4 separate regions of the Homo sapiens genome follow, and regions 1, 3 and 4 are each linked to region 2. Evidence: read pairs that join two places in POLR2A ChIA-PET (ENCODE). Cell type or tissue: PC-9. All regions are shown on one strand.

Region 1 (8,000 bases), 410 kb before region 2:
GAATAGTTGGCCAATCAAAGGAGAACCTTCCTAATACCAATATCTAACATATTTTTTATTTCCATCATTAATCATATTTTACTGTACTTTAATTACTCTTTTCTTTTTTTTTTTTGAGACAGAATTTCACTCTGTCACCCAGGCTGGAGCGCAGTGCGTGATCTCGGCCCACTGCAACCTCTGCCTCCTGGGTTGAAGTGATTCTCCTGCCTCATCCTCCCGAGTAGCTGGGATTACAGGTGCGTGCCACCACGCCTGGCTAGTTTTTGTATTTTTAGTAGAGATGGCATTGGCCAGGCTGGTCTCAAACTCCTGACCTCAGGTGATCTGCCCATCTCAGCCTCCCAAAGTGCTGGGATTACAGGTGTGAGCGACCGAACCCAGCCTTTTCTTTTTTTTTTTCCCTGAGACAAGGTTGATAGGGTTTGGCTGTGTCCCCACCCAAATCTAATTTTAAATTGTAGTTCCTATAATCCTCACGTGTCGTGGGAGGGAACCGGTAGGAGGTAATTGAATAATGGTTGTGGTTACCCCCATGCTGCAGTTCTCATGACAGCGAGTGAGTTTTCACAAGAGCTGATTTTTTTTTTTTTTTTTGAGACAGATCTAGCTCTGTTGCCCAGGCTGGAGTGCAGTGGCGTGATCTCAGCTCACTGCAACCTCTGCCTCCTGGGTTCAAGCAATTCTCCTGCCTCAGCCTCCCAAGTAGCTGGGATTACAGGCATACGCCACCATGTCCGGCTAATTTTTTTTGTATTTTTAGTAGAGATGAGGTTTCACCATGTTGGTCAGTCTGGTCTCAAACTCCTGACCTCACATGATCCACTCACCTCGGCCTCCCAAAGTGGCGGGACCATAGGTGTGAGCCACCATGCCCGGCTGATCTGATGGTTTTATAAGGGGCTTTTCCCTCTTTTGCTTGGCACTTCTCCTTCCTGCCATCATGTGAAGAAAGACGTGTTTGCTTCCCCTTCTGCCATGACTGTAAGTTTCCTGGGCCTCCCCAGCCATGTGGAACTGTGAGTCAATTAAACTTCTTTCCTCTATCAATTACCCAGTCTTGGGCAGTTCTTTATAGCAGCGTAAGAACAGACTAACACAAGGGTCTGGCTCTGTTACTCAGGCTGGAGGATTGCAGTGGCATGATCTCGGCCCACTGCAGCCTTGACCTCCTGGGCTCAAGGATCCTCCCACCTCAGCCTCCAAAGTAACTGGGACTACAGACATGTGCCACTGTGCCTATGTTGTCCAGGTTGGTCTCAAACTCCTGGGCTCAAGCGATACTCCCGCCTCAGCCTCCCAAAATGTTGGGATTACAGATGTGAACCACTGTGCCCGGCCCTATACTTCAATTTCTAGTTGCTACTCCCATGTCATCTTCCTTTCTGGGATTTGTTTAGATTTTTTTTTTTTTTTCGGAAAATCCCCTCAAAAAATTTCTCATGAAGGATTAGGCTTTTTTGAATATCTTTATGTCTGAAAATATCTTTATTTTATCTTCACATTTGATGGATGCCTTAGTTAAGTATAGCATTTTAGGTCTAACGCTTTTCTCCTCCATCTTTGAAGATGTTTTTCCAATTCCTTCCAGCACTTGGTGATGAGAAATCTGAAAGCAGTCTGAATTTGGATACTTTGCAAGTGACATGGTTTTTCAACTCCCACTACTGAAGACTTTTGGATTTCTGAAATCTCACTAGAATATGTAGATGTTTTTAATTAGCCCTGTTTGATACTTGGTGGGTTATTTTTGCCTGAGTTAGGGGAAATTTTCTTTTGTTATTTATTTTCCCACTCTCTTGTCTCTGTTCTCTCCTTCTTTACCTTAAGATATCTTCCATCTGCTGTCTTTATGATTTATGTTCTGAGAGACTTCCTCTACTGTGTCCTCCCAATTACTTGGTTCACAGCTAATCCCCTTGATCATTTTCCCAATCCTTTACAGTATTTTGGCAATCACTCATTCAGTTATCTGATTAATGTCCTTTCACTGAAGACTTTTTGCACTATGCCATGTATCTTAACACTAATACATGGCATAGCGCATTTGCATTCTGCCATAGTATACCGTATACACTGATTAGGACAATTTGAAATTCTCTTGCTTTCAGAGGTATTGCTATTTCTGATGGGGGTCTGTTATTCAGTTAGTTCATCTTGGTCCTTTATTATTGTTTTTGTTTTGTTTTGTGGTTGTTTTTTTTTTTGAGACAGGTCTCACTTCTGTTGCTCAGGCTGAAGTGCAGTGGTGTGAACACAGCTCACAGCAGCCTGGACTTCCGAGGCTCAGATGATTCTCCCACCTCAGCCACCCGAGTAGCTGGGACCACAGACATGCGCCACCATACTTGCCTAATTTTTTTTTTTTTTTTTTTTGTATTTTTAGTAGAGACAAGGTTTCACCCTGTTGGCCAGGCTGGTCTTGAACTCCTGGGCTCAAGAGCTCCACCTGCCTCAGCCTCCCAAAGTGAGCCACCAGGCCTACCCGGTCCTTTTCCTCCATGCTTCTGTGGCCTTTCCTCCTGTTTAGCGAGCTCTGACATTCACTCATAGGTAGGAACAAAGCCCTCCATTGGTTAGTCTGGGCTGAGGTGGGCGTGTGTGTTTCTGTATCAGTGATCTGTTTTCCGGCAGGCCTCTCCCTGAGGGGAGAGCTGGTAGCTTCCATGTAAGTGGCAGGGCATACTTCACTAAATAAAAGATGTGTGGGTGAGCAGTCTGGGGAACCCCACGATTGCTAAATTCAGGAGGGTTGTATTTCCAATGGAACAGGTTTCGTGTGTTTCTTTCCTAGGCAGAGCTGCCTGTCCTGCTCCCCACCCACGTCTTCTATGGAGTTCTAAAGGCAGCGCAAGCTCTGCTCTCCTTCACCTGGGGATGAAGCACTTCACTGGGTGCCCTCCTTGGGCTGCCTGTCCACTTGCTTTAGAAAACTGTTCATGCGCTTTATCCTGAGGGCAAAACACTCAAAACAGTGCCTAGTGCTTTGCAATGTGCTCAACAAATATTCATTGAATGAATCATGGTGGAAGAGGAGAATAGGAGGGAGCTGATAGTCCCTGTAATTCCAAGCATGCTTCCTTAATGAATTACCCTAAAGATGGCTTCCTGGCACAGCCCTGCTCTTTTTGTTGACCGTGGGTTTGCCAGTTGCCAGGATTTCCTTTATTACATACCATGTGTTGGGCTAAGTGCAACTTCCTCTTCTTTTTCTCCATGGATAGGATTCCACCTGCTGGCTCTTTCCTATAATTCCATAATTCATTGAGACCTTGGGAAGGAAAGAAGATGGAGGCGTGTGTTTAGTCTGCCAACTTTTTCTTTTTGAGATGGAGTCTCGCTCTGTCTCCAGGCTGGAGTGCAGTGGCGTGATCTCAGCTCACTGCAACCTCTGCCTCCTGGGTTCAAGCAATTCTCCTGCCTCAGCCTCCAATATAGCTGGGGTTACAGGAACACACCACTGCGCCCAGCTAATTTTTGCATTTTTAGTAGAGACAGGGTTTCGCCATGCTGGCCAGGCTGGTCTTGAAGTCCTGACCTCTGGTGATCTACCTGCCTTGGCCTCCCAAAGTGCTGAGATTGCAGGTGTGAGCCACCGCGCGTGGCCTAGTCTGCCATCTTGAATCAGAAATATGTCTGAAAGTGTAGCTACCAAAAAAATGAATTTTTTTTTTTTGAGACGGAGTTTCGCTCTTGTTGCCCAGGCTAGAGTGCAATGGTGCGATCTCGGTTCACTGCAACCTCCGCCTCCCGGGTTCCAGTGATTCTCCTGCCTCAGCCTCCCAAGTAGCTGGGTTTACAGGCATGCACCACCACGCCTGGCTAATTTTGCATTTTTAGCAGAGACAGGGTTTCTCCATGTTGGTCAGGCTGGTCTCGAACTCCTGACCTCAGGTGATCCGCCAGCCTTGGTCTCCCAAAGTGCTGGGATTACAGGCATGAGCCACCGCGCCCGGCCCCCAGAAAATGTATTTTAAAACATCTGTTGGCTAGGTGCAGTGGCTCACACCTGTAATCCCAGCACTTTAGGAGCCTGAGGCGGCAGATCACCAGAGATCAGGAGTTCGAGACCAGTCTGGCCAACATGTTGAAACCCTGTCACTGCTAAAAATACAAAAATTAGCTGGGCATGGCTAATTTTTAGCATGGTGGTGGGGGCCTGTACTCCCAGCTACTCGAGAGGCTGAGGCATGAGAATCACTTAAATACGGGAGGCGGAGGTTGCAGTGAGCCAAGATCATGCCACTGCACTCCAACCTGGGAGACTGAGAGAGACTCTGTCTCAAAAACAAAAACAAAAACAAAAACATCTCTTGAACCTTCAAAAGATTTTTTTTATTATATGTTAATATTTTATAGAGGAATTAGAAAAATAATGACATAAGTTAATTGAATACTTGCTCAGGCAATTAATGGGAAATGAGTTAAAGATTTATTTGCCTGTGTTTTAAATAGAATCACAAATTTTCTCTTTTTTTCAAGGACAGGGTCTCACTCTGTTGCCAAGGCTGGAATGCAGTGGCACAATCATAGCTTACTGCAGCCTTACACTCCTGGGCTCAAGTGATCCTCCAGACTCAGCCTCCTGAGTAGGTGAGACTACAGGCATGTGCCACCATGCCTGGCTGACTGGCTTATTTATGTTTTTTTGTATTTATTTGTTTATTTATTAGAGACAGGGTCTTGCCATGTTGCCCAGGCAGGTCTTGAACTCCTGGCCTTACGTGATCCTCCCACCTCGGCCTCTCAAAGTGCTAAGATCACAGGTGTACACCACCATGCCTGTCCTAGAATCACAGATTTTTTTTTTTCTTTTGAGACAGAGTCTCGCTCTGTCACCCAGGCTGGAGTGCAGTGGTGGCAACCATGGCTCACTGCAGCCTCCGCCTCCCAGGTTCCAGTGATTCTCCTGCCTCAGCCTCCCAAGTAGCTGGGATTACAGGCGTGTGCCACCGTGCCCAGCTAATTTTTGTATTTTTAGTGAAGACGGAGTTTCACCATGTTGGCCAGGCTGGTCTCAAACTCCTGACTTCAAGTGATCCTCCTGCCTCGGCCTTCCAAAGTGCTGGGATTACAGGCATGAGCCACCACGCCCGGCCATACAAAATTTTATTTATAGATTCAAAGAGACATCAATATTTATTGAAGAAAATTAGTAATTACGAATAGATGAAATTTCAAGATTACTGAGGAAAAATAGTTTTGTCACTTGAATGTAAACTTCATTTGAAATAAATCTAGATTTTATTTAATTAATTAATTTTTTTTGGAGACGGAGTCTCTCTCTGTCACCCAGGCTGGAGTGCAGTGGTGCAATCTCGGCTCACTGCAACCTTCACCTCTCAGGGTTCAAGCAATTCTCCTGCCTCAGCCTCCCGACTAGCTGGGACTACAGGCGCCCACCACCACACTCAGCTAATTTTTTTGTATTTTGGTAGAGACAGGGCTTTCACCGTGTTGCCCAGGCTGGTCACGATCTCCTGAACTCAGGCAATCTGGCCGTCTCAGCCTCCCAAAGCCAAAGTGCTGGAGTTATAGGTGTGAGCCACCATGCCCAGCCTTTATTTTATTTTATTTTATTTTTATTTTTATTTTTATTTTTTTCGAGACGGAGTCTCGCTTTGTCACCCAGGCTGGAGTGCAGTGGTGTGATCTCGGCTCACTGCAACTTCCACCAATTCTTCTGCCTCAGCCTCCTGAGTAGCTGGGATAACAGGTGCGCACCATACCGTGCTAATTTTCTTACTTTTTTTTTTTTTTTAAATCTTTTTTTGGAGGAAGTCTTGCTCTGTAGCGCAGGCTGGAGTGCAGTGGCGCAATCTCGGCTCACCGCAACCTCCATTTCCTGGGTTCAAGTGAGTCTCCTGCCTCAGCCTCATGAGTAGCTGGGATTACAGGCACGCACCACTGCACCTGGCTAATTTTTTTTTGAATTTCTAGTACAGACGGGGTTTCACAATGTTGGCCAGGTTGGTCTCAAACTTCTGGCCCCAGTGATCCACCTGCCTTGGCCTCCCAAAGTGCTGGGATTATGGGCATGAGCCACTGCACCCACCCTAAATTTAGCTTTTAAAGGAAAAGACAGTATAGAGAATATTAAATGGAAAAAGAAGTTACAGCATAGCATTATACACACATCACACCCATGTAAAAAATGTATACGTGGATTTATACACACACACATACAGATATGTATATATGTGCACACATAGCTCTATAGATATATATACACATATCTATATATGTGTATGTATATATATTAATATATATAGATACAGAAACACATAAACATAGAGAAAAAATTAGAAATCACATCAAACTCTTGACAAGGTATTTTAGGTTTAGGATTACTATAATGGTGACCGAAAAGCATTAGCATTATGACATTTATTCCAATTAGAAGAGACTAATTATATATAATTACATATATATTTGAAAAAAATACATTCCAGTTTCATTTCTGACATGCAAAGAGCTTAGAATTTGTCACTCACGTCCTTTCAGTAAGAAAGCTGAAAAACTGAAAATCAATGACTTTAATAATTTTTCTTGGACCCATGAGAGAGTTGAGGTTGCAGGGCAAAGCATCACCTCAAAATCCAGAGAGACAGGAGAATAAGGAGAATCACAGATGAGGTCAGTTTACCTGGAGCAGTCATACACTGGCAGGAATACTTACATGGTAACTGATGAATGGCTAAAGGCTGGGTGTGGACCAGCATAAGAGTGAGAAACTCCTGCGGTGGCTCACGCCTGTAATCCCAGCACTTTCGGAGGCTGAGGTGGCAGATCACTTGAGGTCAGGAGTTCGAGACCAGCCTGGCCAACATGGTGAAACCCCATCTCTACTAAAAAAATTTTTAAAAATTAGCCAGGCGTGGTGGTGGGCGCCTGTAATCCCAGCTACTCTGGAGGCTGAGGCAGGAGAATCGCTTGAAACTAGGAGGCAGAGGTTGCACTGAGTCGAGATCATGCCACTGTACTCCAGCCTGGGCAACAGAGTGAGACTCCATCTCAAAAAAAAAAAAAAAAAAAAAGAGTGAGAAACTCCTGGGGGTTGGAGTCTTAGTGGGTTTTACTTCTAGGAACCCAACCAGATTCTTACTATAAAGAATCAGGAAGGAACACTTGTTTCTGGTAGTGTAAGAGGAAAATTAACCATTCGAAAATATGTCACAGTATTCTCTATAACAAAGGCCTAGTCAGCAGGGCAAAAACGTTATCAGAGCCTTATCTGACCTGGGGAAGTTACCCAAATTCAGCCCCACTAGCCTTTCTGTCTCACCTAAGGATGAAAAAAGTCACAGTCCAGAGATACAAGCCTGAGCTTTATTTATTTTTTTAATTATTATGATTATTATTATCATTATTATTTTTGAGACAGAGTCTCACTCTGTTGCCAGGCTGGAGTGCAGTGGCGTGATCTTGGCTCACTGCAACCTCTGCCTCCCGGGTTCAAGCGATTCTCCTGCCTCAGCCCCGCTAGTAGCTGGGACTATAGGCGCCTGCCACCATGTCCGGCTAATTTTTGTATTTTTAGTAGAGACGGGGTTTCACCATGTTGGCCAGGATGGTCTCGATCTCTTGACCTCGTGATCTGCCCGCTTCAGCCTCCCAAAGTGCTGGAATTACAGGCGTGAGCCACCGCACCCGGCCATGCCTGAGCTTTAATAATAGAATTATAGAATGATTTGTATTTCCCTTGTGTACCTTACCACCACATCAACATGGCTCCAGTATAATAACGATGAATGACAGCTGAAGGAGCTGTGATTGCCGTATAATAACAATGGATTACAGCTGAAGGAGTTGCAAGGTAACGATTCCATTTAAGGAGTTTTTAGAGAAACACAAAGACAACATGGGAGACAAAAACTAGGACACTAGAATAAATTAACAGCTATAGCAACACCTATAGCAACACCTATAGCAACACCTATAGCAACACCTATAGCAACACCTATAGCAACACCTATAGCCTCCAACACCTATAGCAACAA
Region 2 (8,000 bases):
CCTCATACATTGTTGGTGGGAATTTAAAATGGTGCGGCTGCTTTAGAAAACAGTTTCACAGTTCTTCAAAAAATTAAGCATGGAGTTACCATATGATTCAGCAATTTCACTCCTAGGTATATACCCAAGAGAAAACATATGTCCACAAAAACTTATACACATGCTCACAGCAGCACAATTCAAAATAGCCAGAAGGTAAAAATAATCCAAATGTCCATCAACTGGTAAATGAATAGACAGAATGTAGCATATCCTACAGTGGAATACTGTTCAGCTACAAAAAGGAATGAGGTATTGATACCTGCTACCACATGAATGAACCCTGAAACATTATGCTAAGTGAAAGAAGCCACACATAAAAGGCCACATATTATATAATTCCATTTATACGAAATGTTCAGAACTGGGCAATCCATAGAGACAGAAAGTTGATTCGTAGTTGCCAGGGACTGAGGGGAGGAGGGAATGGTCAGCAACTGCTAATGGGTACAAGGTTTCTTTCGGGACTAACAGATATGTTCTGGAATGAGATAGTGGTGTTGGTTGTACCACTTGTGAATATATTAATACCAAAAACAACTTTAAAGGAGTGAATTTTGTGGCATATGAATTATATCTTAATGGCAATTATTAAAACACATACATAAAGTGTGTCACAGGGTGAGCCAAGCGTCACAGAGAAGAGACTACATGGGAGGCGTGTTCCCTGAAAAGGCACCTCTGAAGACCAGTTACCATGTGCACTCCAACTCACTTCTTGGCTTGATGGGTGAGAACATTGGGAGTTGGCCACTAGATTAAGGACTGGATGGATCTAGTTTTAACTTTTGATCCTGAAATTTGAGAGAGAAATCATATCCTGGTATCTTTTGGGCTTCTTTATCAGTAGCAAAACAGTCAGACAGGACCTCTAGCAACAAGGAGAAAGCATGCAGGCTGGAAGCCTAGAGAACAGGTCCAGCTGAGAAATAATGTACAGCAGCAAGGGCAGGTAAAATCAGGGCAGGGTTGACTCTTCTAGAGCCAACCAACAGGTCCAGATGTGGATGGTGCTAAGGAAGACCTAAACTGTAAAACTATTGTTTACCCCAAGAACAAGAGCTCAGGACAGTAGAAAGTACATGGGTGGTAGAGATGAACAGATCCAGGTTCAAATCCTGGCTCTGCCACTTATTAGCTGTGTGATCTTAAAAGAGCTTCTTAATTTTTCTCTGCCCCAGTTTACTCGGCTCTTTGCAGGGTGATAAGACTGAAAGGCTAATATATATGAAAAGTGCCTGGCATATAATAGTTGTTCAGTAAATGGTAGTTTTTATTATTAGTACTGTCTTGTCAGCATAACTATTCATACGAAATGGCCCCTGCCAGCATTCAGTAACACCTGCCATGTGGTTTGAGAATTATCTGGAAATTTCTATTTTCCTAGCTACTTTGGTCCTATAGGCAAGATTGGATAGAAAATGTTTGAGCATTAAGATTTCCTAAAACTCATGTGATCCAAATATGACAGACATGGGTAAGTTAGCCTTAATCTATAGAGGGCTCTTAGAAAACAATGGGAAAAAAGATTAATAGGCCAATGGAAAATTAAGCAAAAACCATGAAAAAGCAACTCATATAAGAACATACACAAAGCTAACGAAATGTTCAACCTTATTAGTAATCATAAGAATGAAAACTAAAATAAGATAACATTTGAACTTATTAAATCATCAAATATCTGACAATCTTTGGTGAGATATTGGCCAGAGTTGGGAAAACAGCCACTCTCATACACTCCTGATGGGAGTATTAATTGGAACAATATTTCTAGAGGGCAATTTAGCAATGAGTATCAAAAGCCTCAAAAACAGCACACTCTTAGACTCAGCATTCCACTTCTAAGAATTTATGCTTTAGAAATAATCATGAATGTGTGCAAAAATTTAGCTACAAGGATATTCATTTGATTGCAATATTATTTTTAATAATGAGAACCTGAAAACAACCAATATATCCAATGACAGGGAATTAGTTAAATAAATTATGAAATACATTTACAATGGAATACTTAATAACTAGGAAAGGTACTCACCATAATCAACATAATACAAAATTATCCCATTTTTGTAAGTTACAGGAAACAAACAAAAGGTCAGCACTGGTTAATTCCAGATGACAGGGGTATAGGCTAGCTTTTTTCTTCTTTTGTTGATGTGCATCTTCTACAGTGATCACATATCACTTTTGCATGAAGAAAAAGCATCATTAAATAAATCTACTCATGGAGGTCCAGGCCCTCCATGATTGCAGCTCCGTGCACCCAGCCTAGAGCATGCTGCTCCTCGGCCCAGTGACTATTCTTCTAGCCTCCAGTTCCCTCAGCCTGCCAGCCCAGAGTGTGTTCTCAGGGCTGGGTCACTGCTTTCTGCTCCTCTCTGGGCCCTCTCCCTGCACTGCATGGCTCTAGACTCAGGTCTGCCACTAGCTATCACCCCAGTGGATCACTTGGTCTCCTCACCTCCATTCCTCCACCTGCAAGTCCCATGACCTAAGGCTTATCCTCCACTCCTAACCCCACGACACAGCAGTCTGAAAATAAAACTGCTCCACTGAATTTGACCATTATTGCACCATTATCACCACCCTATTATTAGTCCATCAGAGGGGACAGGCCATCACCACTGGCCTGAGAGGAGATGGACAATCTCAACAGGGCTTGGAGGTGTGATTTCACTTCCCTGCCAAGGAGGTGGCAGAAGGCTGGTCACCACACCAGGGCGTCACTCCTTGACAACACCACAACTGCCCAGAGTCCGTCCCTACGTAGTGATATGCAGGTGGGGAGGGCTCTGGCAAGAAGTTAGTGTAACCAGATCCCTTCTGACAGACCTGAGATGCGCAGGAATTCTTAAGGGCAAGAGGGTCAAGCCTGGTTTTCTCCCTGAATCTCCACCCAAACACCAAAACACCAGGGCTGGGCCCCCGCTAGAAGATGTGCTGCTCATGGGTCATGCAGGCTGTACTGAAAGACAACAAGTCACAGGAAGCTGCCTCTCTTACAGGGTGGTGCCGTCCTGTGGTTTCCCACCCTCTTGGAGGTGTAGCCATTGTTTGCTTGGTTTCATGACACCTCTTCTCCTCCTGAAAGTGCTGTATGTTGATTTTCCTTCTAAGTGAAGTGAACACAAATGATTCACCAGGGGCCCTGAGGTCACTGGGGCTCCCTGAGGATGTTCAGGCCCCTGAATGACAATGGGTGCTCTGAAGTCTGGGCCACTTCCTTCCCTCCTGCTTCCCATCTGAACTTAGAGGCAGATTAAGCCCCAGCTGCTCTCAGCTCTTTAAACAGAGTTGCCCTGATGGGCTGGCAAGTTCACACATACCTGCACCTTCTGAGGCTACCACAAGAGCTTTCTGTGACTCTTCAAATTTCATGCTTTATCTTAAAAATTAATGCAAATTTTCCTTGATACTCTATTTTTGCCCTACTGTATTTTATTAATTCTAAGCTGCACTCACCCCCACTTCCATTGTAACATCTTTAAAATCAGGATGTCTTAGAATCCACAGTGGCTGTAGTTTAATTGGCAGTGCTTTTTCTCAGTGTTACATAAAATAACAATGTATTTTCTGATAAATGGCATCTTAGAGTTGATGAAATATAATGATAAAAAAATACTTTCCTGTAGAATTAGAGTTGAACTGACATTCTGAAAGATGTGCCACCACGTTTGCACACTCCTGGCTCCCTGCCTAGGGCCCTGGTTTAAGGACCATTTCCAGATGTCATTTCCTCATGCCTGTCATGCCCCATGGCATCGGGAATACAGCCTTCACCAGCACACTGTTCCCACAGGAGAGGACCATGAGGAAGCTCATCCTGAAGGACACCCCCTAGTCCTCTGTTCCAGGGGCTACTCAATGGCAACCAAAGGAAATGTTCACTGCGCATTTCCCATGGGCCATGCATTGAGCTAAATGCTGTGTGTTCACTTCCTTCAACTTTGCCAACAACCCTATGAGCTACCTGTGATATCCCATTAAGCAGATGGGAAAAATAAGGCTGTGAGAGGTTATAGGACTTTCCTCTGTGCTGAACCCAGATCTCTCTGACTTAAGAGGCCTAGCACTGATCCCTGTGCCTCCTGAAGAACGAGCACAGAGCGAGCATGGGCTTCTGCTGCAAGACACTGTGGTGTCTCCTTCTGCACAGAAGGGGTACCCATGCTCCATATGGCCTGCCTGTTTGGAAAGTGATCCTCACTTGCCTGCAAGAGAGTCCCTCTCAGGAGCTCCCGGTTTCCCATCTCCCCAGACTCTGCAAATGCCCTCAGTGGGGGCCCTGGTGTGTAGGCTGAGCTGGAGGACAAGATACAGACAGATCTCAGAGATAATGAAAGTCAATATCAAAAGGGGCAGAAAGCCATCTCTGCCCCCAGGATATGTCACTTCAGTTCTTATTCCTTCCTGCTGCCCCGCTTCCTTATAACTTACCTCTTCACCTAGACACTTCCAAACTCAACTTCCCACAACACCTCCCTCCCCTTGCTCTCAAATTCTGGCTCGTTTTTTATGTGTATCCCACAATGATTTACAACCCTGAAACTAACCCAGGGAAACCACTGGATTTCTCAGACCTGCCCTCTCCTCCAGGCAATAATACCAGCTACCATTTTTCTGACCATCTATAGGATGGCAGCTGGTGACTTATCCCTAATCTTCCTAGGTCTGGTCCTGTTGTCCAAATGAGCAAGCAGAGGAACAGAGAGGCAAGGTAGCTAGCCTAAAGTCACACAGCAAGCAAGCAGCAGGGCCAAGAAGTTAGCTAAGGTCTGACTGCAAAGCTACGCCTTTCCCCCTGCACCATCGAGTTCCTCGACGATCAACTATACGCAGAGATGGGACTGAAAGGTGGCTTCTCCAGCTAGCATACATATTACCAGTCTTTCTCTGTATCTCTGTCAGTCTATCTCCCAGTAAAAATCCAAACACCAATCATGTCAATAGGGCTAGATTTGCAAGTGGCTGTCCCCAGCCCTTTACCCCAAACAGGGAGGACTCTTCCTCAGGAGATTTGCATGTATCACAAACCCTAACACCAAAATGCAACTTTTAAAGCAGCAAGCTTATTCCTCACGTGTTTCCATCCCCCTCCCATGTGGCTCACCCCCTTGTTATTTCTGGGCACAGGTGTGTCTCCCCCACAAGCTGTAAATTTCTTTAAACATTTTGTTGTTGTTGTTGTTGTTGAAAGGGCGAAGAAGTCCACAGGAAAGGAAAAGGAAAAACCACAGAACCATCCCCAGGAGAAATGTGCACACACAAAACACGCCCTCACACCTCTGCAATTCTTCATGCAACAGGAGAGCTTCACAGGGCACAAGTGAAGAATCACGATTCTGTTTCCCTCTTGCACCCTCTATTCTGTGTCTGTACACAGTAAGTGCTGAATAATTTTATGAAGGATCAATGCCACTACTTCTCTCTCCTCCTCCTTCCACCACCATCTTTGGTCAGAAAGAATGTAGCTGTTTACTTTATCACACTTTCTATGAGGCGCTTCCCTGGCTCTCAGATTTCTAAGTTCTCTGTACCATCCTCCCTCTGTGAAGTTCCATCACCTTCCTGTTCTATGTCGTCCATACCCTGTTCCCAGAGGCTTGCCCCTGCCTCTCTCTAGTCCCCCATGAATTTTGCCAGTTCTTTATTGACAGGCAGCCCTATACTACTGGCAGGGACCTTACAGTCCTCCCCTCATCTCACAGATGGAGATCACCAGGACTTGCTCTGTAATTGCACAAGGTTGCCCTGTTTTCTGACAGAGGGAGACCCAATCCCAGGAATCTTGACCCAGTTAGTTCAGCCTTCCTAACCCTCCCTATACAACCTCTGCCCAGCAATCTGCTGCCTCCTCCCTGGAAAGCAAAAGCACTAGTGGCCTTGTGTGATCCTGGCCTCTCAGATTTTCAGCTCTGGCAGGACTCTTCCAGACCATGAAGCAAGGACCTTTGTGCAAGCTAGAAAAAGGCACCCTCTCTGGTCAGATGCAGCACAGGGGGCGCACAGTTTGGCAAGCAGAGTGCCAGCTTGATCTGACCCCTCGGCCAGCAATCCTGCACAGGGCCCTTCCGCACACACATTCCTGTCAGCTCTGATGGAGAGGTGCACCTCGGCTGGCTTATCTCGGAAGGACTGAAGCATCATCCCAGTCACATCAGTTCTCTCCAGGTCTCTGTTTGACCCGCTCACAGATAGAAACAGGTATACATTTGACCCACTCACAGATGGAAACAGGTATACCCGCATTCACAGCAGCATTATTCACAATGCCCAAATGATTGGATAAATAAAATGTCAAATATACATACGATGAGATATTATTTAACCTTTGAAAGGAAGGAAATTCTGGTACATGCTACAACATCGATTAACCTTGGAAACATTACGCTCAGTGAAAGAAACGAGTCGCAAAAGGACACACACTGCATGAATCCCCTTATATGAGGGGAATAGATGATTAGAATAGGTGACTTCATAGGAACAGAAAGTAGAATAGAGAACGTAGAACAGGTACCAAGGCTGAGGGGAGGCAGGAATGGGGAATTATTGTTTAATGGGTTTAGAGTTTCTGTTTGGGATGATAGAAAAGTTCTGGAAATGCATAGTGGCAATGGTTGCACAACACTGTGAATGTCCTTAGTAACGCTGAATTATACACTCTAAACTGGTTAAAGTATTAAAATTTTAAGTTACATATATTTTTAAAAGTTTAAAAATTAAATGTAGGCTACATGCAGTGACTCACGCCTGTAATCCCAGCACTCTGGGAGGCCGAGGCGTGTAGATCACCTGACTGAGGTCAGGAGCTTGAGACCAGCCTGGCCAACATGGTGAAACCCCATCTCTACTAAAAATACAACCATTAGGCTGGGCGTGGTGGCAGGTGCCTATAATCCCAGCTACTTCGGAGGCTGAGGCAGGAGAATCACTTGAACCCGGGAGGCGGAGGTTGCAGTGAGCAGAGATCGCACCATTACACTCCAGCCTGGGTGACAGAGCAAGACTCGGTCTCAAAAAACAAACAAACAAAAAACAACAAACAAACAAAAAAAACAAAAAAAGCCCCACAAAAATGAGCTGGGCGTGGTGGTGGGCGCCTGTAATCCCAGTTACTCGGGAGGCTGAGGCAGGAGAATTCCTTGAACCTGGGAGGCGGAGGTTGCAGCGAGCAGAGATTGCACCACTGCACTCCAGCCTGGGCAACAGAGCGAGACTCTGTCTCAAAAAACAAAACAAAACAAAACAAAACAAAAACAAATTAAATGTGCTCTATATTGTGGCTTTAACAAAAAGGGCGGGCGGTAGGGAACAACAGCACCTGGCTGTACCTCTCTCTGAAAAGATGAGGATTCATAATACTTCCCACAAGCGCTTGATGCACCAGGAGCAGCACCTCATTTCCCGGGGCCCGACACCTCCACAGGGGCCTAACATCTGTGGACACGCGGCGGTCTAAGCACCGACTGGCTGAAAGGTGCCACATCGATTTAAACATCCCCTTCATCCTGGCCGTTCCCTCCACCCCCAGAGCCCATCTCTGCAGGCAGGCAGTTTTCCCTATAAGGCCGCGGCAGCCAGGCCCATTCTTGGTAGGCGTAAACTGCCATCCTGCTATAAATCCTTTCCCACAAAGCACTGGAGACTGGTCCTCTCACTGTGCCAAGAAGTCTTTTTCTGACCATCTGTAATCCATTCAAAGGCAACCGGCAGGAAATGGCGGCAAGGAAAACCCCTGCAAAATGCAACTGGTGGGACCACCTCTCCTCCCGCTAGTGGCCAGAAACAGGAAGTGGGCCTTTCTTGGGACACACAACATCTGTGGGAGTTCTGGAGGCTGCTGAGCGTCTGTCAGGGGCTGAACGGCTCGAGACAGATGCTCACAAAATTTGGTAAGAAAAGCATGCTGTATTGGGTTTGAAAATTAGCTCTGAAAAAAAAAAAAAAAAAAGCATTTGAAA
Region 3 (8,000 bases), 56 kb before region 2:
TCTATCTATCTATCTATCTATCTATCTATCTATCTATCTATCATCTATCTACTATCTATCTACTATCTATCTATCTATCTATCTATCTATCTATCTATCTATCTATCTGACAAAAAAAGGTCAGTTATAGGAAACCCATGGTCACATCTTGTGCACCATCGGGTGGAGACAGGGCTCTGGCAGGCACCTCCGCACTGCCTCCTTTTAGCTGACTGGCTTTGAGAGGGCAGCCATGAACACTGGCAGGGGTGATACAGGAATTAAACCTCCTCTGGTTGAGAACCCCCACAAGCCTTCATCTGCTAGGTTCAACCTGTGTCTTTAATGAAACCCCTCAAACACGATGGTTCCCCTGACCACGATCCTAGGCCAGAAGAGGGGAAGGTTCAAACCCAACAGACACCTAAGGGAGGCCCCCAGGCTCTGTGCTGCATTCCCAGAGCAGCCCTGCTGCTTCAAGGGAAATGGAACTGACAGGTTTATCATAGGCAAGGGGTGAGGCCCCCACTTGCCCTGAAGGAAGCCTATGATTGAAAGAGTGGACCAGGCCTGCCTGGAGGCAGGTGACTCACACTGTAGGGGCCTCCCCAGGTTTCAGGTGCCCGAGGTGGCTGCTTGCCTCATGGAGGGTGACCAGGACACAGGCCCAACTGTATTTTAAAGGGTGTGGCCAGTCATCCCCCTCATCTCTCCCTACTGCCACTTCTAAGACTGGCACACACTGTCTTCTGGGAGTTGCTGGAGGGGAGCGTTATTAGTCAGGGCCTGGTAGGCAGGCGGGAGGCCTGTGGGAAGAGAGGCTGAGACAAGAGCCCGAACCTGGGCCCAGCCAACACCCTGTGGGCAGGCAGGACCCTCAGTTCAGAGCCTTAGAGCCGCGGAGATGACCCTTCTTGGGCCTTAACTGTTGACACAGCTCTCGATTTGCTTTTAATTTACAGGTTATTTTTGTAACATATATTCATTTTTTAAAAATAAAACAAAAGGGATCCAAGTTCTCCGAAGATACATTTGAAAAAATACAGAAAACCTAGAAGAAATTAAAGAAAAATACCATTACCAGAAAACTTTATTAACACTTCGCATCTCATTTCGACTTAAAGTCACATTTTATATCCAGGAACAGGTAAAACCAGGAGCTGATGAGGGCTACAACTTATTTATTTATTCAATAAGCATTTATATGGCTGCCTGACATCCTTTCTGCAACAGGTCAAGCTATGAAGGAATATAAGGTGATATTAAAAATTAAAACAACAACAGCAACAAACCAAACCAAGCATTAACAAAAATTTCTTGAACATCTACTCTTGTGCCAGAAACTGCCGAGTGCTGGGAGGCTGAGACCAGACATTGGAGGGTGTGGGGAATTTGTCCCTGCACCTTTGTCTTACATGCTGGGTGACCTGTCGAGGCCTGTCAGGCTGCCACTGACGCCCCATTCTTCTGTATTCCTCCAGAGACCTGCAGAGCCCATCCCGTCTCCCCCACCCCCACAGTCACACACATCTGTTATGTCAGTGAGCGGAAGGTAAAGGTTCGGCTCCTTAGAGACTGTGGCCACCTGGAGGTGTGTTCCCCTCCAGGCCTTTCCCGTTGAGACTTTTCCTAGTTTCCCTAGAGGGAAGTGTCAACCTTGTACGTGTCTGATCTGAGCATGTCTCCTGTGGAAAGTGAGAGGACCTGGGAATCTGCTTGATTATTCCTCAGTGAGTCAACCTTAGGATCTCCTCTACAGGCTGCCCAGGTCCTGAGGGCCCTGCCGATGGCGAGCAAAGACAGGCAGCTGGCTCCCAGGAAGACCACCACTTCACACGGCTGGGTGTTCACAGGCACTGTGCTGTTCCATTAGAGCAATGCGGGCTGGGGGACAAAGCAGGGAGGGAGGGCAGGGAGAGAGGAGAACTAATGACAGGCATAATGCTAGGCACTCTGCTAATTAATTCTCTTTCCTTCCCTCTCTCTCTAATTTACCCCCAAGCAAAACGTTCGGTGCACAGTTAAAAACAGTGGTGAGCTGAAGTGGGCTGATACCAGCTTGTGAGAGCCAATCATACATGTCGTTTTCCAATTTCATGTTTAGTGTCGTCATGGCAGTAGCTTGAAATCAGCCATGGTGGAAGTATTTACACCAAGGAAATGGGCAAACACTACAAATCAGGCTTTTTGTTTTTCTTTTGTTAAATATTTACTGGTACACCACTGAATAAAAACGGGCAAAAAAGTGAAGAGTGAAACCACCTGTAATGCCACCACCTAGTGATAACCACTGTTGACATATTAATATATATCTCTCCAGATTTGTGATGTGATAACGTTATCTTAGTTAATCTTCATAATGAACCTGCAAAATTGTCAACATCTCCACTTTCCAGGCAAGGCAACTATAGTAAAGTAATTTGCTTGCAATCTCACAGCAGTGATTTGTAAAAAGTAGCATGAGATTCCCGGATACTCTGACTCTAAAGCCATTTCTCTTTTCTCAGCAAAATGCTTCTTACGTAGAACAACATCCCATTTCACAGATAAGAAAACCAGTTTGGAAGGGCTTCCTGGATGACTAACAGGCTGTCCTGAGGCTCTGAAGGGGCTGTTGGCCTGGGCACTGGCCTGGGGTCAGAAGGTGAGGTTGGGAGCAGAGGGCTCATTGCTGAGCCTTTCCTAGGGTGAGTGTCCTCATCTCTGAAAATGGCTAACAGTCTCTGCTTCATGGGGTTGCTGTGATGACTCCTACACACTGCTTGGCCTTGTACCTTTTTCCAGGAGGGACTCAGGAGAGAGTGTGGAGAAAGCTTTCATCATTACCTCTCTTATTTTTAAAAGTTCACTAGTTCCCTCCAACACAGAGTCCTTGCTCCTAAGGACTCTCCCCCATGACATTTCACAGCAGACTTAGGAAGGCTGATCCCTCTGACTGCAGAACTTCATGTGTGTGTATGTGCACATGTGTACACATGTGGACAGAGGAAGGCTGAGAGCCACTGGGAGGCATCTCTAGGCTGTGGCTGAATGCCAAGAAAACATGTGCCCAATGAAGACGGAACTTTGTCCAAACACAATGTACAACCATCTCCCAAAGAGACAAAGCCAGACCTGTCTGCTTTGCCCTGTTTTGTCACCACAAATGGATAAACTGTGGATTAGATAGAGTGCTAGCACCACCACAGCATTATCACAGAGTGATCTGGTCACCCCCTGGCCTGATCACAGGCAGGGAGGAGGCAACTCCATTAACTCCATCTTTCAGATGAGAAAACAGAGGTACATTGGCTTCTGGGTCAATATTTTTAGTTTTTGACCCCAACCCGCTATAGACATGTAGTCATCCATCCATCTATCCATCTTTCCATCCACCCACCCACCCCACCCATCCATCCACCTATCCATCCACCCATCCATCCATCCATCATCCATCATTGAAACATGTGGTGTACACGCTGATATTTTCTGTTGTTCTATTCATTTCTTCTTATTTTACTCTATTCTATTTCATTTAAAAAATGCTCATTCAGCTCCCTAAATTAAGTTCAGGACTGTTCAATGGGTTACAACTCAAAGTTTGAAAAACACGCTTCAAGGCACTGTAGTGAGAGGCTGAGCAGAATCTGAGAGTTAAGTTGGGATTTAAAGTGGTCTGAGCTGGTCCTCAGTGGTCATCCAAGAGCCTGAAGCCAGAAACTGAATCATTAATGCCATTATGCTGCAGCCAGCTAGTACCAGCTCACAAGAGCTGAAAATGTGCAATTCTTCCCAACTCTGCATTCAGTGATGCCATGTTGGTAGCTTGAATCAGCCAAGGTGGGAGTATTTACACGATGGAAATCGGCATCCACTACAAACCAGGACTTCTTCCCGCAGAGAGCTGGTTGTTAAAACATTTACACCAGCACTTCGCTGACTAGTGTCCCCTTCTAGCATCACTGCTTCCTGGCTCGATTTCTCCAGCTATAAAATGGAAAATTATATTCATCATGTACCATACTGGGACGCAGACAGGTTTTATGAACTGAACTGAAATGGAAATCATTATATTAATTTAAAATTATGGTTACCGCATCAATTATTGACCTAAGAACTTATGCCCAACAGAGCCAGGTAAACAAGTTGATCACCTCCTGTGTCAAATGAGGCTATAAATTGTCATGGGTGGGGTGGGGGATGGGGAATTAGGTTACTGGAGTTCTTTCCAATGTCTATTGACTTAATGCTTACTCATTAAAGATTATTCAGGAGATTACTCACAGATCAGGCTTGTAGCATTAAATCAGGTCTGCTTATAAATTTATCACACTCTTCTCAGTGCCTCTGTTTCGAGCAAGCAGCCCTCCACTTCCCTTACTGAACTTCTGGTACAATTCCCATTCATGGCAGAGTCCATCACATTCACGTTATCAGCTTGGTCTGGCACTCAGCCTGCTTCCCAATAGCACTGAGGTTCTCCCAGGCCTCTGTCCACTCTCACAGCCTTCCTCCCGCTGAAATCTGCTTCTCACACCCCCAGGTGGCAGAGGAGGGAGGGATGGAACAGAACTCAGTTGTGACGTAAGGAGACACAAAGTTTGGGACAACAGAATGGTTCCTACAAAAGTAAAGTACTAACTGACTTCCCAGTGTAGTTGGTAAAGTGCTTCTGAAGTCAACACTGAAAAAGAAACTGGCAGCATGGGAGCAGCGTTTTATTCCAGATAAACAGCCTTCTAGAGAGAACACTTTTGACAAGCAAAGTCATGTGTTTATAAACTTTAGTTTATATCCAATATTCACTTTTGAAAATGGTTACAGTTAAGGAAAAGGCAGGGTGACATCTCCAATTCTCTATTTACACAGGACTTGTTTCTAAGATGGGAAGACAGCTGGTTTTGTGGATTCAGGATCAAGCTAGATGCTGCGTGCCTTTGAATTTGCCCCTGGATACCTTCCAAGGCTCGAGACTTTGACATTATGAAGCAACAACTGGTGAGAGCTCAAATGATGAAAACCTTAAGAGAGACTAAATAAGGCTTGATTCCTCCCTTTTGCAAGCAGGAATTCCAGGTGAAGCACCAGATGTACAGAGAAGCTGCAAGAAGCAGACACTACTTTGAAGGCAGTCGGACAGCCTATTGGCAATCAGTGATATCTACGCTCACCATAGAGAATCCCACGGTCGGAAAAAAGAAGACAGCAAAACAGACAACCTTAAATTCTAGTTTCTTGGAAAAAATAACACAGCTCCTGAAAATGGCCTTAGATTTCAGGGTTGTGAAACTACCTCAGTCGCTATAGGAATTACAAAAATGTCAAGATGGCATACGCTATAATGCTATAGCTATTAACATAATTTTATATAATTTAAACATTATGCTTTTCATTTTAACTTACTCTAAAAGGTACTGTAATGAAAAAAATTGGGGCTGTATTTATGTTAATTTAAACATTCCAAGCTCTTTCCAGGAAGGTAGATGTGAGCTCTACCTAAAAAGTAAGTCTTAGCTGGGCGTGGTGGCTCACGCCTGTAATCCCAGCACTTTGGGAGGCCGAGGCGGGCAGATCATGAGGTCAAGAAATTGAGACCATCTTGGCTAACACAGTGAAATCCCATCCCTACTAAAAATACAACCATTAGGTGGGCGTGGTCGTGCGCACCTGTAGTCCCAGCTACTTGGGAGGCTGAGGCAGGAGAATAGCTTGAACCGTGAGGCGGAGCTTGCAGTGAACAGAGATCGCGCCACTGTAATCCAGCCTGGCAACACAGCAAGACTCTGTCTCAAAAATAAATAAATAAATTAATTAATTAAGTCTCTGCTCACTGGGAGGTAACTGGACCCACAGATCTCGGTAGGACCTACGGATGTGACAAACCTGTGACAATGGCCAGAGGACCAGGTGCTATTGATCTTCCTTGGAAAACTATCAAAAAGCTGTGCTGGTGGCTGACAGTGGTTTTGATCTGTGGGCTTCTGCTTACATGAACTCAGACAGGCCAAATTCCTGAGAAGAACAGCAACTGTAGTTCAAGGATATGTGATTCACTCCAAGCAGATTCAAATCTGGACATAGAATGGCTGGTCCTAAGAGTCTTCCTTTCCCCTAATAATCTTTATGCACTTATTATACTGTATTTATTAATTTTTCTTTTTGCTATCAGAGTTTTCAGTTGCATTTTAATCACTTAACGGTGCATGGAAAGCTTAAGGCAATATACAAAGATGTTTCTCCTTTGCTCTGACAGAATGATTTTATTTGTTCCCCAATTCTAAAATCTCCTTAAATTCATAGAACAAAACAAGTTGGTGTCTGAAAATGACCTCAGACTCGACATCTCCTACTTCCCCAGCAGAATGTTGAGCTCCCCTCTAGGAAAATGTGATCACTTTCTGTTTCTCAGATCTCTGGAAACCAAGGGCTCCATTGTGAGAGATTCAAAATCAGTGAAATCTGCAAAGGGAAAATGAAGGAAGAGAACTAGAAAAGCAAGCAGCAGCGGTGAGCTCTCCAGCATCACTCCAGCATCAAGGGGAGTGAGCGTGCGGGTGCGTGCAGGCGGCAGCAGCAAAGCTTTTCTTCTTTTGCAAACCAATGGCTAAAATGACTCCTGGCCTCTTCCTGCCACGGCTAGGCTGGAAGGCATCCCCTCCCTGGCTACAGCCCAGAGCCGGGCCTGGTAGCAGGTCAGTGCTGAGAAACACAAGGGGCAGGTGGAAGCTCCTCATTAGGCTGCATGAACAGGATGTCCGCCCCCGGACCCCAACCCCAACCACCCAACAAAACATGACCACACAAGACAGTCTCAGCCCCACTTCCTCAGGAGAAGGACCTTTAAAGACCAGCATTCAAGATGTATGGAGGCGAAGGGGCTGCACTGGGTCCCCAGGATGCTTCCTTAGGCCTCAGGTCTCGCCCAGAGTTGAGAACAAAAACTATTAGAGATGGGCCTTAAAAATGCAGTGCCTGCTTGCTGAGCCCTGGAGTTTGGAAGCCCAAGTTCAAATTTGGCATTTGGCTTATAATCTTCTCTAAGCTTGTGTTTCCACACATGGAATTAGATGACTTATTTGTGAAGAGGCTGGCACACAGAAGGGATATAAAAAATAGAACATGTTATTATCTGTGGCCTTCTTCTCATCTCTCCCACTCACCTGGCCTCTCCTCAGGGAAGCCTCCCTCTCCCCTCCTGGTGCGCCCTCACTCGGCAAAGCCCGGCAGCTTTCCTAAGGCTGTTGTGGAGTGGCTGGTTTATGTCTCTGACTCTCACCAGACGGCAATCTTCCGGAAGACAGGAATTGTGACTTATCGCCCTTCCTATCTCCATAGTCAAACAGTCTGGCATGTGGTAGCTGCTTAATCAATGGTAATATGTTAACTAGGCTGAGGTTCCCAAGAAGTTGATTTATTTTCCATACTCATTCATTTTCTCTTCTCTCGAAAGGGGAAGTAGTAAATGATAATAAATTGCCCTAATATCCATGCTGCTATCTAAGATTACGAGGTCAATAATTGTCTCTATTTATTCACTCTTTGAGCTCCTTGGAAGATAAGCACTAAGGGAATCTAAGGCATGATCCAGGTGAGCCGTCAGTGGAGAAGTGGTCTATTCCTGTGCCCACCATGCCAAGTGCATGAAAGCTGTTCCTTCCCCCCACCCCATGGCAAACACAGCTACTCTGCACTCAACAAGGCCCCCTTCAGAGCCAGTGTTTGGGATGGGCTTGGGTGTTTTTTGGATGCTCTCTCTGGTCCCATTTTCTACTTCCTGACTTTGGGCTGCCATTGACATCCAGACTGTGTGTGATCCTGGGCCTGGAAGATCTAGACTTCTCCCTCCCCTTCCTGTCTCAGCTCTGCACTGTCTGACACTGGGCCAGCATGCAGGGGGCTAACTGAGGGCACATGTTGGCAATCTGAGCCCAACCTGGCAGAGATCTCACTGATTGGCTAGACAGTGATGACCTTGGTAGCCAAGAGAATAACTGTGCAAAGGGCTCCCCTTGGCCTATGCCTGCCTTAGGCTCATGCATATC
Region 4 (8,000 bases), 97 kb before region 2:
CCGTTGAGGATCACTGTTGGCTGTATTCTGGGCACTTACTGCCTAAAAATGGACTAGTCTGTGAAGGTTCTTCCTGCACTATGCACCTGCACGATACACCTAAAATCTTAATTTGCCTTTAACAGCTGTACCCCACAGGAACCTATGAGGTCTTCAAAATGGGAGAACTTGGGATTGACTTTTTTCTTCCCACTCATTTAAGTGCACTTTGAACCATGTGTAGACTGCAGGCACTTTAGAAAGAAGCTGAGACTGAAAAGTCTGTCTTGACTTCCAAGGAAGGGTAAGTCCCTGTTTGCAGCCCCGGGGCCTGCTCATTGTTAAGTTTGTGTTTCAAACAACATACTTTGTGAGCAGTTAAATATGATGGATAATATAATTTTAGATTTATAATTGCTCTTTTTTTTTTTTGAGACAGGATCTCACTCTATTGCCCGGGCTGAGTGCAGTGATGAGATCTCAGCTCACTGCAGCCTTGACCTCCCGGCTCAAGTGATCCTCCTGCCTCAGTTTCTTGAGTAGCTAGGACTACAGGCACGTGTCACCACACCTGGCTAATTTTTGATTGTTTTGTAGAGACAAGGTCTGCTATGTTGCCTAGGCTGGTTTTGAACTCCCTCCTTGGCCTCTCAAAGTGTTGGGATTACAGGTGTGAGCCACCAATCCCAGCACTTTGGGAGGCAGAGGCGGGTGCATCGCCTGAGGTCAGGCGTTCGAGACCAGCCTGACCAACATGGTGAAACCCCGTCTCTACTAAAAAATACAAAAATTAGCTGGCCATGGTGGCAGGCGCCTGTAATCCCAGCTACTTGGGAGGCTGAGGCAGGAGAATCACTTGAACCCGGGACGTGGAGGTTGCAGTGAGCCAAGATTGCGCCATTGGACCCCAGCCTGGGCGACAGAGTAAGACTCTGTCTCGAAAAAAACAACAACAAAAAAAGTTACTTTTATCAATCACTCCTTTGGCAAGCGGCTTTTCCTTTTCCTCAGTTTGCATTCAAAGCCTTCCACGATCTGGTTCCAATGTGATTTTCAAACTGGCTTCTCTCATAGCTCCTGCAACCCACTTTCGTTGCTTCAAGTTGACTGGCTGCCTCACTGTTGTTTTTTCCTTCAATGCTGTAATAATGGCATAGGATTATATCATTAGAATGATGAATGTATCTTGACTTAACTACTCCCCAATTGCTGAACATTTTTCTATTTCCCTTCTCTGTGTTTTACTTTGCCAGGAAGGGTGTCTAAGGAATCATGCAGTCTAGTGGCTTTCAGCTTTGGCCAGTCACTGGAGTATGGGATTACTCCATACTCCATGGGAAGGGATGGATGGGAAGGTGGGAGGGAGGTGGGAGTGTTATAAAACTCTCAATGGAGTTATGCATATAGGAAAAGGCACAAATCACACATGTGCTGCTGGATGCCTATTCACAAACAAAATCCCCACGTAACCAGCATCTGGATCAGAAATGACATTCCCAGCACCCCAGAAAGGCTGGGGTGTAGTGGCTCATGCCTGACGGGTGAATCACTTGTGTTCTGGAGTTCGAGACCAGCCTGGGCAACATGGGGAAACCCCCGTCTCTACTAAAAATACAAAAAAAATTAGCTGGGCATGGTGGTGCATGCCTGTAGTTCCAGCTCCTTGGGAGACTGAGGTGGGAGGATTGAATAAGCCCAGGAAGTCGAAGCTGCAGTAAGCTGTGATCTTGCCATTGCACACCAGCCTGGGCAACAGAGTGAGATCCTGTCTCAAAGAAAAAAAAAAAGTCTCACCTTCAGATTGGTCATTTGATAGCTGGATTTCTGGATCTGAGGTAAACCCAGGAATTTGCATTTTTCAGATTCTCCTCAGGGGCCTCCCATTTACCACTAGACTTGAAGACTACTCATCTACCAAGGATTTTCAAAGGGTGCCCCTCAGGTGTCCCCCTGGGGATGTGGGGGTAGAGACAGGGAGCCGTCAGCTCTGCCTTTCCATGGATCAAAATCACTGGAATCTCTTTCTTATACTGGGCCTCCTTCGGTAGATAGCAATCCTTCAAACAACCATAATCTTGAAAACCACCCATATCAGCTCTCAAGGGAAGAAGCAGAACACAAGGATTAATACAGTACAGACATATCTATCAGCATTTACATGAATTTATTTCAGGTATTGACCTTTTGCAATAGTAAGAGCTGGTTAAGCAGCTTCTACAAGGTGGTTGTTTTTGCATCTGATGTGAGTATGTGAGGTTCACAGGACAGGCAGTCGGGAAGAACAATTGCGAATTCACAGGCCTTAACTGGAACCTCATGAAGATGGACTGAAACTCATGTCACTTCTTGTTGCCTTTGACCTCGATGGTACAAATGTCCTGCAGAAGCTGCAGCTCTTCAGCATGGAGCTAAATGCACACACCTGGCCCAGGAGTCAGAGAAGCTGAAGGAGGATCCAGAAGGTGGAACAGTTGCAGGCCCGGCTGGCAAATGAGTGACAACGTATGTGTTGCAAAGTGCTGCTGCCTTTCCATCCTTGGAATCTCCCAAGAATTTCTCTTAGGCTCCATCCCAATTAGAAACTCACAGGACAGGGAATTCTAGGAAATGTAGTTCACCCTAGTCTAGGATGTGTGACAGCCACCACACCACCCTCTGACTATCATTCCCATGCTTGGCTACCACTGGAACTATGCAGAGTGTTAGCTTCCCAGGTGGCTCAAACATGTAGTTGAGGCTGAGAAGCACTGGCTGTCAACTGTCACGTGGATGTGAACTTTGAGACTGCCCCAACCCAGGTCCCAAGAAGATAAATTCTACACTTTTTTCATCGCAAGAAGAGCATAAAAAGGTCTGGTTATTTTTCCTAAGGTCCTAAAATGTGGCTTTTCTCATTATCCTGCCTTCCTCCTGTCTGTCTTGTCTCAGCTAACCCAGCTACAACCTTCCTGTAGTCCTCAACACAGTGGCCGCACCCTGAACAAAGCCCTCCCTTGTTTACCCTCCCGGTACAAAGTGGATTAAGAGCACAGCTGGAAGACCCCAAGATCATCCAAATGCCACCAAGCTCATAGTGAATTGAAGACCATAGTGAATTGAAGACTCAGAAGTTTTCACTATTAGGCTTCTAAATAAAGCATCTTTTCCTCTGTGACACAGACTAATTAAATGATTGTAACACAGCCAAGTGGTCAGTGAACACTTAACCACTGTGATGTGAGCCACAGAGCTGGTGAGAGCCAGTGCTGCAGACTCACAGGTGGCTGAGCTGCTGCTGCTGAGTCTTTCTCAAGGACGGCTGAAGGAGAAGCCACTGGAGGAGATAGGGGCGGTTGTAGAAGTGGGAAAAGAGTTGGGGGCTGGAAAGAGCTCTGGTGCAAGTTGCAGCTCTGCAACTAAGTGGCCACTGGGGTTTGCACAAGTCACTTAAATTTTCTAAACCTCAACATCAGCCCTACCTCCTGCACAGGATAATTGAGACATCAAATGAGAGAATACACGTGATACAGTCTGGGAGGAAGAAAGTCCAAAAGCACGGACATTCTGTGTTAGTAGTTTTAACTCTGTTATAGATGACACTGGTATAAGGTGAAGATTATCTAGTTTATAGATGGATTTTTATTTAGATATTTTGCTTTCTTTTTCCTATCTATGATGTGGTTGTTTCTAAAGAGGTCTGCTGGAGTGTGAGATTGACACAAGTGACTAAAATGGGATCTTTGGGATTAACTTTGGGTTTTTATTATTTATGCTCTCCCTCTCCTCTCCATTACAGCAGACAGCTGAAGACAGGCTGAACCACCCATTCTACACTCTGGAAATAAGTTTACATAGAAAGAACCCTTCTAAGAAAAAGCAACAGCTAACTCATCTTTCAGAGCATCCTTGAGGAGTAAAACTGGGAAAGGATCAGGCAGTGCTGCTCTATGTTTATTGGTATGTTCACTATTTATGGGAGTTTTCTCTTTCAGAATCATATTTTCAGCTTCTTGAGGGCAGGTCTGAATCCTGATGAGGCTTTCTGTCTGCATTAGTGCCTGGGACAGTGCAGTAGAAAGGATGTGGGTTGTAAGGATCCAAAGTTCTGAGATCTAGTTACAGCTCTGCCCCCCCAAAAGCCATTTTAATCCTTCTCGGTCTCAGTTTCCTCTCTGTAAGGTGGGAATTACCCACTGCATGGGAGTATTGTATAGCACAAATTAGACAATCTGTGGGAAAATACTTCTATGACCCAAAACGTGCTGTGCAAGAGGGATAGACTGCGGTAAGAGCTCTGACGTCTCAAGAACTCTATACTGGTTGATTTTCCTGTTGAGGATAGGCAGGCACAGAGCACAGGTGGTCGACCCTGGGCTTCAGACGGGAAAACACTCAGGAGTGGAGGAGAGGGGAAGGACATCCCTGGCAGCCCCTGGAGAGACCACAGACACTTTCTCACTGCCCATCTTGGAAGATCTCTGCACTATCTCTTTTGCTTCAAGCTGTTTGTTAGTCTGGTCCCTTGTTTATTTGTTCTTTTCTTTTCTTTTCTTTCTTTCTTTTTTTTTTTTAAGAGACAGAGTCTCACTCTGCTGCCCAGGCTGAAGTAAAGTGGTGCGATCATAGCTCACCGTGGTCTACATCGTGCAGCATTAGTAGTACAGTGGTGAGCGTAGCTGCCTTCCATAGCTCATCGCAGTCTCAAATTCCTGGGCTCAAGGGACCCTCCCACCTCAGCCTGCTGAGTAGCTGGACTATAGGCATAAGCCACTGCACCCAGCATATTTTAAATTTTTTTGTAGAGACAGGATCTCACTATGTTGGCCAGGCTGGTCTTGAATTCCTGGCTTCAAGCAATCCTCTCCCCGTGGCCTCCCAAAGTTCTGGGATTACTGGCATGAGCCACCATACTCAGTCTATTGGTTCATTTTTTAAATCAGATGTTCACTGAGCACCTACTATGTGCCAAGCACTGTGCCAAGAATTGAGAATTGAATGGTAAGCAAAACCAGGTAAGGTCCCTGCCCTCATGGGGTGGAATCTGGCCTGTTTCTTCCCAAACATGACTTGAGTTTGGACTCAAGCCTATGCACTAAGTCCTGTGGGTACCATCCAGCCCTGGGGACAGACATAAATGTTGTGTTTTAGTGGGATTCCAGATATAAGCTGAAAAATATCAACAAGTTTAGGCCAGGTCCAACAAGGAAAAAAGAAAAGGCAAAACTCCCAGCAACCTCTTTTTTGGGTCTTCCTTCCTGTGCCCTCATCGCCGGTTTCCAGAGTCATACTCTTTATGGTTTTACCCTCTTTTGGAACTCTCACCTAACTCATTCATATTAAGGTGTTTCCTTCTCTAGAAGCACTGAATTTAACAGGGAAAAAAACCTTAAAGAAATGATACCCCAGCTGGAGGGATGTTAGAGGACATCCTAAATCACACCACTAGGGTAGTCATTTCAGAATGGCACTTTCAGGGGCAACAGGTATAGAGGAAATGGGTGCTGGCAGCAGGGATGGGTTCCCTTAAGCAAATCTCTGTGCTCTTTAAACATTACTCAAGGTAAGGAGGGGAAAGGCAGGGAGCAATATGGCTGCCATCAGGGTCCTTGTTTTTGTTTAGAGGAGGTGAGTTTGCAAGGGCTTATTCCATTACTATAAGTGATAACTACATTATTCACTGTATAAATGAACGTGGAAAAAAATAAAGACCAGGGGAGTCTTCTGTAGCCAGAGCCTAGAAAAGCCCCATCCACTGGTCCTCTTTTTAAATTTTTCTCTAATTTCTGACCAAGCTGTCAGACAATCCTACTGGTGAATTTCCAGCTGGAATTTCAATTTCCCTCTTAGTGAGAAAAGTGAGACACATTTTATTATTAGATCCTAATCCCTAAAGTGAAATTCCCGAAAGACTGTTGGTTACGTGAACCCTGAGTAGACTCATTAAAAGAAAAGCTTTGTATTGTAAAATAAAGCATGGGCACTGAACACCACACGAAAGAGATGCTCTGCGTTGGGAGGGATGGGAAGGGCAACATCCAGGTAACCGTCATGCAGGTGGAGACACAGAACTTTGCCAAGCACCCCACTCCATGTGTCTGGTCTGCTTGTAGCCACCCACCTCCCTCCAAAAGTAAGCAGACTCCTGGCTCCACAGTCTTTGTGTCCTTGTGTGTGTTTATGATGTCATCACCCACGCGTGTATCGTCAGAGGCTGCATTTCAGTCCTCCCATTTTTTGCATGCCTTTTAAACTTATTTTAAGTGACCAATTTCCCCCTCATTCTTTTCCTTACAATTTTTCTGTTGAAGACTCTTGCTGTCCAATCTGCAGTTTCTCACTGTCTGGATTTTGCCCTTGATGCATGCCAATATGTCCAAATGCACTCATTTTCATGCAAATAATCACCCATTTAAAAAAACTCTGTTTGCCAGCCATGTTCTTAAGGAGGGCACAACCCACCATAATCACTTTCTCATGAGCATGTGGGCAAAGGGAGTGCTCACAATAGAGGTAATGAGACAGAGAGAAAAATGTGAATGTGATTTATGAAAAAGAAATATATATATTTCCAATTGGAAGCGACCAGGGAATGCTTCTCTTTAATGCCTTTCAATATAGTTTGCTTTAGTAGGAAACACATTTGGAAAGGGATTTGGCATCATGTTGTACTCTAGGGTCCAGGGTTGCATGCATTAGTTTTTATCAAAGATGACTGCATAATAGGAACCTGGATGTAGCAAAAACCTAAGGAATCTAAACCACTAACCAAGCTCACCAAATGTAATAAATATAAATCACAGATGAAAGGAAGATTAAATCTGGCTATTCACTTATGCAAGAAATGAAAGCTTTAAGATTTTTTTTCGTTTTCTAATCTCAGCAGGCAGGCCCATGAACATAATTATTAGTATTTTCAAGGCTTGATCAAATATTGGCTAATAAAGAACTCATTCACTTAACGGTGATGACCTCCAGGTACCTGCAGTAAGTCCAGAACCCTAAATTATATGCTCCAGAGCTACGGCACCTACATGATGGACAAAATAAATGAATAGTGTTATACTAGTAGATGGGAGTTTTTTTTAACACTTAAAATTAAATATGCCTGAATTAAATACCTGTTTCGATTTGCAGAGGGGGAAAAAAGCTCCCAAAAGATGGATATGATAAAAGGCTCCCTTCACACCCAACAGACTACAAATACTACCTTCAAAACCATCACAGCATTAGTTGTACAGTCACGAAAGGGGCCAAAAAGACATAGAGGGGAATAAAAGAAATTAGGCGAGGGCCTAAATGAGCACATGCTCGCTCTCTATTCTTATTTCTTTCCTTGGTTTTCCTAGGGATTGTATTTTTGAAAAAAAAAATCAGGTTTGTGAGGCCTCCTCTCTGCTCACATTCACTAGAGAGAAGGTAAGGACAAAAAGGGATAGGGAGGGAAAAGATAATCACAAGAAGGATGGAGGCAAATTTCACAGGCAGACTGATATCTTCCTTGGGCTCAGGAGTTTTAAAACTCTGCTTGCAAGATTAGGTTCTTGCTTTTATAGTATAGATGGTAAGAGATTTCCAACTCTGATTTTACAATGCTCTGGGGTATATGCAATTATTATGATGTGTGCATTTAAAATTCTCAAAGCCAAATTAATTTGAATTCTTTTTCACCAAAAAGGCAGACATTCAAAAGCTTTTTTTTTTTTTTTTCAGTTACCATCCTAGTCTACCTTTCTGTATTTTTTTTTTTTTTTTTTTTGAGACAGGTCTCACTCTGTCACCCAGACTGGAGTGCAGTGGCACGGTCACAGCTCACTACAGCCTCCATCTCCGGGGCCCAAGGAGCGATCCTCCCACCTCAGCCCCCTAAGTAGCTTGGGCTACAGGCATGCAAAACCCCGCCTGGCTAATTTTGACATTTTTTTTTTTTTGTAGCAATAGGGTCTCATTATATTGCCCAGGCTGGTCTCAAACTCTTGGGATCAAACAATCCTCCTGCCTCAGCCTCCAAAAGTACTGGGATTACAGGTGTGAGCTACCATGCC

Evidence for each region. Peaks named below come from ENCODE experiments on the same cell type or tissue, not always from the same donor. Only the 100,000 strongest peaks of a DNase experiment are listed, where the experiment ranks them.
Region 1: POLR2A ChIA-PET joins it to region 2 with 6 read pairs; 1 of 35 experiments calls an interaction of 5 or more read pairs at or near these places.
Region 3: POLR2A ChIA-PET joins it to region 2 with 7 read pairs; 8 of 35 experiments call an interaction of 5 or more read pairs at or near these places.
Region 4: POLR2A ChIA-PET joins it to region 2 with 7 read pairs; 9 of 35 experiments call an interaction of 5 or more read pairs at or near these places.

Annotation. Positions count from the first base shown.
Region 1 is chr7:105,436,588-105,444,587 of GRCh38, forward strand. No RefSeq gene overlaps it. Among named protein-coding and RNA genes, the nearest start is that of SRPK2, 52 kb to the left of the region's middle. In PC-9, no CTCF peak of the experiment used is centred here; DNase peaks (open chromatin) are centred at 2,664 and 3,044; H3K4me3 peaks cover 531 bases; H3K27ac peaks cover 1,907 bases.
Region 2 is chr7:105,846,500-105,854,499 of GRCh38, forward strand. The region is part of intron 2 of ATXN7L1 (ataxin 7 like 1); the gene reads right to left. Among named protein-coding and RNA genes, the nearest start is that of ATXN7L1, 26 kb to the right of the region's middle. RefSeq lists an enhancer at 7,400-8,000. In PC-9, no CTCF peak of the experiment used is centred here; a DNase peak (open chromatin) is centred at 3,132; H3K27ac peaks cover 1,462 bases.
Region 3 is chr7:105,790,613-105,798,612 of GRCh38, forward strand. The region is part of intron 2 of ATXN7L1 (ataxin 7 like 1); the gene reads right to left. Among named protein-coding and RNA genes, the nearest start is that of ATXN7L1, 82 kb to the right of the region's middle. RefSeq lists enhancers at 1,194-1,752, 1,753-2,309, 3,859-5,058, 6,128-6,628. In PC-9, no CTCF peak of the experiment used is centred here; DNase peaks (open chromatin) are centred at 579 and 4,269; H3K27ac peaks cover 660 bases.
Region 4 is chr7:105,749,885-105,757,884 of GRCh38, forward strand. All of the region lies in intron 3 of ATXN7L1 (ataxin 7 like 1), which reads right to left. Among named protein-coding and RNA genes, the nearest start is that of ATXN7L1, 120 kb to the right of the region's middle. In PC-9, no CTCF peak of the experiment used is centred here; no DNase peak of the experiment used is centred here.